2 separate regions of the Homo sapiens genome follow, and region 2 is linked to region 1. Evidence: read pairs that join two places in POLR2A ChIA-PET (ENCODE). Cell type or tissue: Caco-2. All regions are shown on one strand. Each heading gives the region's core, and the rest is flanking DNA. Links, peaks and the distances in the headings are about the cores only. Region 1 overlaps ZC3HC1 (zinc finger C3HC-type containing 1). Region 2 overlaps UBE2H-DT (UBE2H divergent transcript).

Region 1 (4,395 bases), core at 272-4,271:
AGAAATATTTTCTGCCATTCACCTATGCTCTCCTACTGTACCCCATCCATTTTTACTTTCCAAAGAATAAAGGCAATAAAATTATCCCTCCAAAATTTGATTGCTAGTATCAATGGGGATGTGTGAGAATGTGTTTTACACAGCTAAAAGCATCTGTAAGTATGTATTTGGAAAGGTATCCTAAAACATTTATTACTCCTTAATATTAAATGCTCAGTTTTTTTGTTTGTTTTGTTTTGTTTTTTGAGATGGAGTCTTGCTCTGTTGCCCAGGCTGGAATGCAATGGCACGAGCTCAGCTCACTGCAACCTCTGCCTCCTGGGTTCAACCGATTCTCCTGCCTCAGCCTCCCGAGTAGCTGGGATTATAGGCGTGCGCCACCATGCCCCACTAATTTTTGTAATTTTAATAGAGAAGGGGTTTTGCCATGTTGGCCAGGCTGGTCTCGAATGCCTGACCTTGAACGCCTGAGGCCCTCCTCGGCCTTCCATGGTGCTGGGATTACAGGTATGAGCCACCTCGCCCAGCTTCAGTTTTTAATAATCTATGTGGGCCGGGTGCGGTGGCCCCAGCACTTTGGGAGGCTGAGACGGGCGGATCACTTGAGGTCAGGAGTTTGAGACCAGCCTGGGCCAACATGGTGAAACCCCATTTCTACTAAAAATACAAAAATCAGCTGGGTGTGGTAGTATGTACCTGTAATCCCAGCTATTGGGGAGGCTGAGGCAGGAGACTCGCTTGAACTTGGGAGGCGGAGGTTGCAGTGAGCTGAGATGGTACCACTGCACTCCAGCCTGGGCAACACAGCAAGATTCTGTCTCAAAAGAAAAATTCTACCTGAAGAGCTCTTATTTCACAAAGCACAGTAAAAAAAAAAGGATAAAATATGAAAGAAGATGCAGGAAAGTTATACATTTTTATAAAGGGATATAGGAATTTGAAAGACATTCCAACATCAGCAAAGGAAGAATGAAGACTGGAAAACAAAATTCAGATACAAATATTAAAGGAGCCATGATTATCTAGAATAAAAGTAATGGTTAAATAAATAATCATCATATCCAAAATGTTGATCAATTTATAGCCAATGAACAAAAAGGAAATGGATCTAAATATTTTATCAAAATCAAGATTTAATGCAAGAAATAATGGTAGAAGGATGGTTAAAATACCTTCCCTTTCCTGAGCAATTCAGTCTTAAAGCCATTAGGCGGTGAACAAGGAAGATGTCAGAGCCAGGAGGCTGCGAAGAGGCAGCTCAGCCCAGGGTGTCAGAACCAAAGTGGTATGTAACAGGCATTCACTTGCGGGCAGCCAAGTGTGGAGTGCTAGGACCTAAATGGGGTGACGAGAGATTCATGCAAGAAAGGATGGCAGCATGGCAGAAATGGGAGATTAAGCACATATAGGGGATTGATCAAAGTAGTAAATATATTAAGGATAACAAATTATGTTTCACAGTGTTGAATATGGGAGGGAAAAATAGGGAAAAGGAGAAAACTAGAATGAATCCTGTGATGTACAATTGCAACTGGAGATGTCAGCAGGAACTCATCGTTTTTTAAAATATAGAGAGAAATGGATGTAAATTTAGATGTGTGTATACATGTGAATGTGTGTGTCTGTGTGTGTGTACATAAACATATATATTTTCTAGCTTTTTCCTCTGAGAGGGCCTGAGAACAGTGGCATCCCACTAGCTATGAGTTCTCCCTGCACCCAGATCTTGGCATTCATTCATGCATTTATATAGAGACAGGATCTTGCTATGTTGCCCAGGCTGGTCTCTCCTGGGCTCAGGCAATTCTCCCACCTGGGCCTCCCAAAGTGCTGGGATTACAGGTGTGCCACCATGCCCAGTTCAGATCTTAGCTTTTAAATAACATTCTCCACTGAAAAACAGCCAAGGATCCTTGTAAAATTGGCTGATTCCAGGGATGGGGCAAGAAAAATACAAGATAAGCCGAGAACAACTTGTTCCTGAAAGCAATAAAGAGGTCATGGGTTATGGGACATGTCAAAAGGCCACAGAAGCCAACCTGAGGGGGATGTCACTGACTAAATAAGGAACAACTGGAGTATCAAAATATATAATGATAGTAATGAATTATAACCCATTGAATAACAAAGAAAATATTGAGTCCATGTTACTACAAATAAATCAATTACATAAAGTTTGATAAGGACTGGGATATTTACAAAGTTTCAAAGAACTTCCCCACAAAGTACTTTTTATTTACAAAGGAGGAAAGAGTTATTTTACAATAGAAATGCCAGATACTCCCTTAATCAAGTGATCAAAGTGATCATCACCATAAAGGGATAAATAGAAATCACGTGTCACCTGACAGGATGCAATGAGAATGCAGCATTGCTTCACGACACTCCTGCATAACCTGAATCTAATCACAAAGAAACATCAAACAAATGTCATTGACATACACTCTACAACATAACTGTTCTGTAATCTTCAAAAGTATCAAGATCATGAAATTCAAGAAAAAACTGAGGAAATGTTCCAGATTAAAGGAGAATAAAGCAACATGACAACTAAATGTACTGTGTGATTCTCAACTGGATACTTCAACTATAAAGAATGTTATTAGTATAACTGATGGAAAAACTGGGGTCTGAGGATTGGAGGGTAGTAATTTATCAATGTCAATTTTCTGATTTTGATGGTTGCATTCTGGTTATGTAGGACAAAGTCCTTGTTTGTAGGAAATATTTGGGAGTAGTAAGACATCACTTTGGTGGCTTACTTTCAAATAGCTCAGGGAAAAAAGGTTCTTTGTAATCTCTGCAACCTTTCTGTAAGTCTGTAATTTAAAAATTTTTAAGAATCACTGTAAAAAATTACCATGTAAGTCTTTCTGTCCTTGCACACAGGGAATAAAGTAGTGAAAAGCAGAAGACGTGGTGTGGTACCACATTTCTTCCGCCTTCAGTCTCTGCTCCTTTCACAGAGCTACCCATCAGTACCATGTTGGCCATGTTGGAGTAGAGTATCCTCAGCTTCACAACCTCTATGGTCTATAGGAGACAAAATGACAGCCCAGAGAAGAATTTGCCATTTTCAGTGGAAAACAAGTGGCAATTACTAATTATGATGACTTGTACTTTGGATCTCATTTGCTGCACTTTCCTTTATAAGACATCAACTGGGCCAGGTGCAGTGGCTCACGCCTGTAATCCCAGCACTTTGGGAGGCTGAGGTGGGTGGATCACCTGATTTCAGGAGTTTGAGACCAGCCTGGCCAACATGGTGAAACTAAAAATACAAAAACTAGCCAGGAATGGTGGTGGGAGCCTGTAATCCCAGGTACTTGGGAGGCTGAGGCAGGAGAATCGCTTGAACCCGGGAGGCAGAGGTTGCAGTAAGCCAAGATCACACCAGTGCACTCCAGCCTGGGTGGCAGAGTAAGACTCCATCTCAAAAAAAAAAAAAAAAAAAAAAGACATCAACGGCTTAAGATGGATGTTTGAGCTCACAATCTCTTTGATACTATGCAGCCATAAAAGGAACGAGATCATGTCCTTTGCAGGGATGTGGATGAAGCTGGAAGCCACTATCCTCAGCAAACTAACACAGGAACAGAAAACCAAACACATGTTCTCACTTATAAGTGGGAGCTGAATGATGAGAACACATGGACACATGAGGGGAACGACATACACTGGGGCCTGTTGGAGGTGGGAGTTGGGGGAGGGAAAGCATCAGGAGGAATAGCTAACAGATGCTGGGCTTAATACCTAGGCAATGGATTGATCTGTGCAGTAAACCACCATGGCACACGTTTACCTATGTAACAAACCCGCACATCCTACACATGTACCCCGGAACTGAAGATAAAAGTTGAAGAAAAAAAGGCCAGGCATGGTGGCTCATGCCTGTAATCTTGGCACTTTGGGAGGCCAAGGCAGGAGGATTGCCTGAGCTCAAAAGTTTGAGACCAGCCTGGGCAACACAGTGAAACCCCATCTCTACTAAAATACAAAAAATTAGCCAGGCATGGTGGCGGGCGCCTGTAATCTCAGCTACTTGGGAGGCTGAGGCAGGAGAATTGCTTAAACCCAGGAGGTGGAGGTTACAGTGAGCCAAGATGGCACCACTGTACTCCAGCCTAGATGACAGAATGAGACTCCATCTCAAAAAAAAAAAAAAGTTGAAGGGAAAAAAGGAAACAAAACAATGGATCAAATTCTTGAAGTCAGGCATATAGCACACTAGGTATGTTTCTAAATAAACTTATGACATAACGTTTAATGTCTCTTCGTGAAACATGCAATGTGATAGCTGGTATGTGCTTACTTTTTCATTTGGGTAATATTCCAGTATAAGTTTTTTTTTGAGACGGAGTCTTCTCTGCCACCCAGGCTGCAGTGCAGTGGCAT
Region 2 (4,395 bases), core at 260-4,259, 66 kb before region 1:
CAGTGAGCTGAGATCGCACCACTGCACTCCAGCCTGGGCGACAAAGTGAGACTCCATCTCAAAACAAACAAACAAACAAACAAACCTACCCAATCATATGAATGCTCTTCCAGGGCTCTTCTTGGGTGTAAAATTTCTCAGGTTGGGCACAGTTGCTCATGCTCTAATTCCAGCAGTTTGGGAGGCCGAAGCAGAAGGATTGCTTGAGCCCAGGGGTTTGAGACCAACCTGGGCAACATGGTGAAACCCTATCTTTAAAAAAAATACAAAACTCAGCTGGACATGGTGGTGCTACTCAGGAGGCTGAGGTGGGAGGATTGCTTGAGCCTGTGAGGTTGAGGCTGCAGTGAGCTGTGATCATGCTACTGTGCTCCAGCCTGTGTGACGGAGTAAGAACCTGTTTAAAAAAAAAAAAAAAATCTTGGTGTGGTGGCTCACATCTGTAATCCCAGCACTTTGGGAGGCCAAGGTGGGTGGATCACGAGGTCAGGAGATTAAGACCATCCTGGCTAACATGGGGAAACCCTGTCTCTACTAAAAATGCAAAAAAAATTAGCCGGGCGTGGTGGCGGGCGCCTGTAGTCCCAGCTACTTGGGAGGCTGAGGCAGGAGAATGGCGTGAACCCCGGAGGCAGAGCTTGCAGTGAGCCGAGATTGAGCCACTGCACTCCAGCCTGGGTGACAGAGCAAGACTCCATCCAAAAAAAAAAAAAAAAAAAAAAAACAACTCAGATAAGTTTGCATCTGCTAAATAATTGACACTTTGGCTATTAACTTTCTGGAATCAAGAACATCATGTCTATTGACTAATCATGGAACTGATCTTCACAAGTAGCAGAGATTTGGACACAAACGATAGAAAATTCCAGTACAAACATTTCACCTGATGCAAACTTGCCCCATGTCTAGGAGGATGAGCTGCTATCATGCTCTGACAATCAGCAGCTCTCTGTTGGTAATAGAATGACAGAGATATTGGCAGTTAAGCCTCTAAAGTGGCCAGTAAATACGATATTGTACTGAGGGTTCTAAATTAGACAGGCAATTCATTCATTCATCCAATATTTATTAAGCACCCACCTTGAGAATACAAAGATTGGTAATATGGAGTATCTGTCCTTAAATTATTTCTTTTTTTTTTTTTTTAGAAGGAGTCTCACTCTGTCGTCCAGGCTGGAGTGCAGTGGTGTGGTCTCGGCTCACTGCAACCTCTGCCTCCCGGGTTCAAGCAATTCGCCTCCCTCAGCCTCCCTAGTAGCTGGGATTATAAGCGCCCACCACCACGCCCAGCTAATTTTTGTCTTTCAGTAGAGACAGGGTTTCACCATGTTAGCCAGGCTGGTCTTGAACTCCTGACCTCAGGTGATCCGCCTGCCTCAGCCTCCCAAAGTGCTGGGATTACAGGCGTGAGCCACTGCATCTAGCCCCTTAAATTATTTCTAAGGCTGACAGGAAGACTGAAACATGCATAGTTACAGCACAGGTGAAACCTCTCTTTCATTTCTTTTTTGTTTGTTAGGCTGAGATGTAAATGCATACATGATATATGTAGCAGAATAATCTACTGAGAATCAGCTCGTGTTTGTTTTTACCTCTGTGGATGCCTTAGGAGGAATGAAAGGTATTTTTCCCCTCCCAGTGTGGTACACAGGCCTTTATTCTGATTTCTGGGAAACCTTTTCCTCTAGAAGGTGATCACAGGAGGTGAGGAGTCATTTGTGTAATCTATCAGCAAGATTAGATTTTATCGTCTCGGACAGCTGTAGGATGTTCAGGGGTTGGAAATGAGAAAGCAGCCAGACCCTAGGAGAGGCTCAAGGACGGGGAAGAAGAACTAGGTTGGTAGAGGCCTTGGGGCCTGGGGGAGGGGTGGAGATGCTGAAGTGGCAGCCTCCGTGGAAGAAATCCTTAAGCTACGAGCAGGGAGCTGGACTAGGAGGCTGCAGGATCCTCTGGAACGTCCATGGCCAGAGAGATGGTGGGGACCAGCATTTGAAGCAGCAGCTCTGTCTGGCAGAGCAGCCACAGGAAAGCCAACCAGGGCCTCTAAGTGCTGAAAGACTGGGAGTCCATGGGATCCTGTCTAGGTGCCCAGGGTTAGTGATGATCCAAGGGAGTGGAACCCATCCTTGGAATAGTTAATATTGGGCCTCCCTCCAATCCAGGTGAGTAGGTTTGAGGTGGTTCTAATTAAAGCTAAGAACATTATTGTTATTATTATTATTATTATTTTGAGACGGAGTCTCGTTCTGTCACCCAGGCTGGAGTGCAGTGGCGCAATCTTGGCTCACTGCAATCTCCACCCCCCTGGGTTCAAGCAATTCTCCTGTCTCACCCTCCTCCTAACTGGGATTACAGGCGCATGCCACCATGCTTGGCTAATTTTTGTATTTTTAGTAGAGACGGGGTTTCACCATGTTGGCCAGGCTGGTCTCGAACTCTTGACCTTGTGATCCACTCATCTTGGCCTCCCAAAGTGCTGGGATTACAGGCGTGAGCCACCACGCCTGGCCCCAAGAACATTTTATTTTATTTTATTCTTTGTTTTTATTTCTTTCTTTATTTATTTCTTCTTTTTTTTTGAGTCAGAGTCTCTGTCATCCAGACTGGAGTGCAGTGGCACAATGTTGGCTCACTGTAATCTCTGCCTCCCAGGTTCAAGCGATTCTCCTGCCTCAGCCCCTCAAGTAGCTGGGATTACAGGTGCAGGGATTACAGTACAGGGACTACAGGTGCACACCACCTCACCAGGCCAATTTTGTATTTTTAGTAGAGACAGGGTTTCACCATGTTGGTCAGGCTGGTCTCAAACTCCTGACCTTGTGATCTGCCAGCCTCGACCTCCCAAAGTGCTGGGATTCCAATTTTGTGTGGGAAACTGACTCCCCTGCCCTCCCACACCCACCCCCACCCCCACATAGATCCGTGCTAAAGACAATGATGATTATCTTTTTATCTTGCTAGAGATCTGTTTAAGAATGGAAATGTGCATTTTTTTTTTTTTTTTTACCTCTGAAACATGAAGAGGAGGTGGCTGCAGGCCTTCTGGGAAAGATTTCTCTACTATTTCTTTTTTTTTTTTTTTTGAGATGGAGTTTCACTCTTGTCGTCCAGGCTGGAGTGCAATGGCACGATCTTGGCTCACTGCAACTTCCACCTCCCGGGTTCAAGCGATTCTTCCACCTCACCCTCCCCAGTAGCTGGGATTACAGGCATTGCCATCATGCCCGGCTAATTTTTGTATATTTTGTAGAGATGGGGTTTCACCATGTTGGCCAGGCTGGTCTCGAACTCCTGACCTCAGGTGATCCACCCGCCTCGGCCTCCCAAAGTGCTGGGATTACAGACATGAGCCACCATGCCCGGCCTTTTTTTTTTTTTTTGAGACGGAGTCTTGCTCTGTTGCTCAGGCTGGAGTGCAGCTGCGCCATCTTGGCTCACTGCAAGCTCCGCCTCCCAGGTTCACGCCATACTCCTGCCTCAGCCTCCCGAGTAACTGGGACTACAGGCGCCCACCACCATGCCCGGCTAATTTTTTGTATTTTTAGTAGAGACGGGGTTTCACCGTGTTAGCCAGGATGGTCTCAATCTCCTGACCTCGTGATCCGCCTGCCTCAGCCTCCCAAAGTGGTAGGATTACAGGCATGAGCCACCATGTCCGGCCTTTCCCATGCATTTCTAATAAGTATTTCAAACTTAACTGTGGTCAAATTAAAACTGTAGACACCCCCTCAAATATGCTCCTCTCTCATCTTCCTTCTCTCCTCTCTCCATGAGCTCAGACCAAACCCCTGACAGTCATTCTTTGTTGAATGAAGGGTAAGTAAGGCACTGATCATACAAGTCCTCTGACACCCACCCTGCAAAATCCCAATCCTAAAACCAAAGTCTGCACACTTCTCTCTGATTCATTCTCTCTCTCTCTCTCTCTCTCTCTCTCTCTCTCTCTCGCTTCAGTCAAACACTAGCTAAGCTGGTACTGCTTTGGATCATTATCAAGCTGAGAAAATAGGCAAGGATGGCTGGGTAAGGCTGAGGCGGGCGGATCACTTGAGGTCAGGAGGTCGAGACCAGCCTGGCCAACATAGTGAAACCGCATCTCTACTAAAAACACAAAAATTAGCTGGGTGTGGTGGCGGTGCCTGTAGTCCTGCTACTCAGGAGGCTGAGGCAGGAGAATCGCTTGAATCCGGGAGGCAGAGGTTGCAGTGAGCCGAGATTGCACCACCGCACTCCATCCTGGGCGACAGAACGAGACTCCGTATCAAAAAAAAGAAAGAAAAGAAAATAGGCAAGGAGACACTCTCTGGTCCTAGTCAGGCAGCTAAGTCACATAGGGCCATGGAATCCTACACAGATACGAACAGTAGAAGCCCCATCTCCCAGTGCTGGCGC

What was found. Peaks named below come from ENCODE experiments on the same cell type or tissue, not always from the same donor. Only the 100,000 strongest peaks of a DNase experiment are listed, where the experiment ranks them.
Region 2: POLR2A ChIA-PET joins it to region 1 with 5 read pairs; 2 of 35 experiments call an interaction of 5 or more read pairs at or near these places.

Annotation. Positions count from the first base shown.
Region 1 is chr7:130,042,456-130,046,850 of GRCh38, forward strand. All of the region lies in intron 2 of ZC3HC1 (zinc finger C3HC-type containing 1), which reads right to left. Among named protein-coding and RNA genes, the nearest start is that of ZC3HC1, 6.7 kb to the right of the region's middle. In Caco-2, for the core only: no CTCF peak of the experiment used is centred there; no DNase peak of the experiment used is centred there.
Region 2 is chr7:129,975,970-129,980,364 of GRCh38, forward strand. All of the region lies in intron 1 of UBE2H-DT (UBE2H divergent transcript), which reads left to right. Among named protein-coding and RNA genes, the nearest start is that of UBE2H-DT, 25 kb to the left of the region's middle. In Caco-2, for the core only: no CTCF peak of the experiment used is centred there; a DNase peak (open chromatin) is centred at 1,862.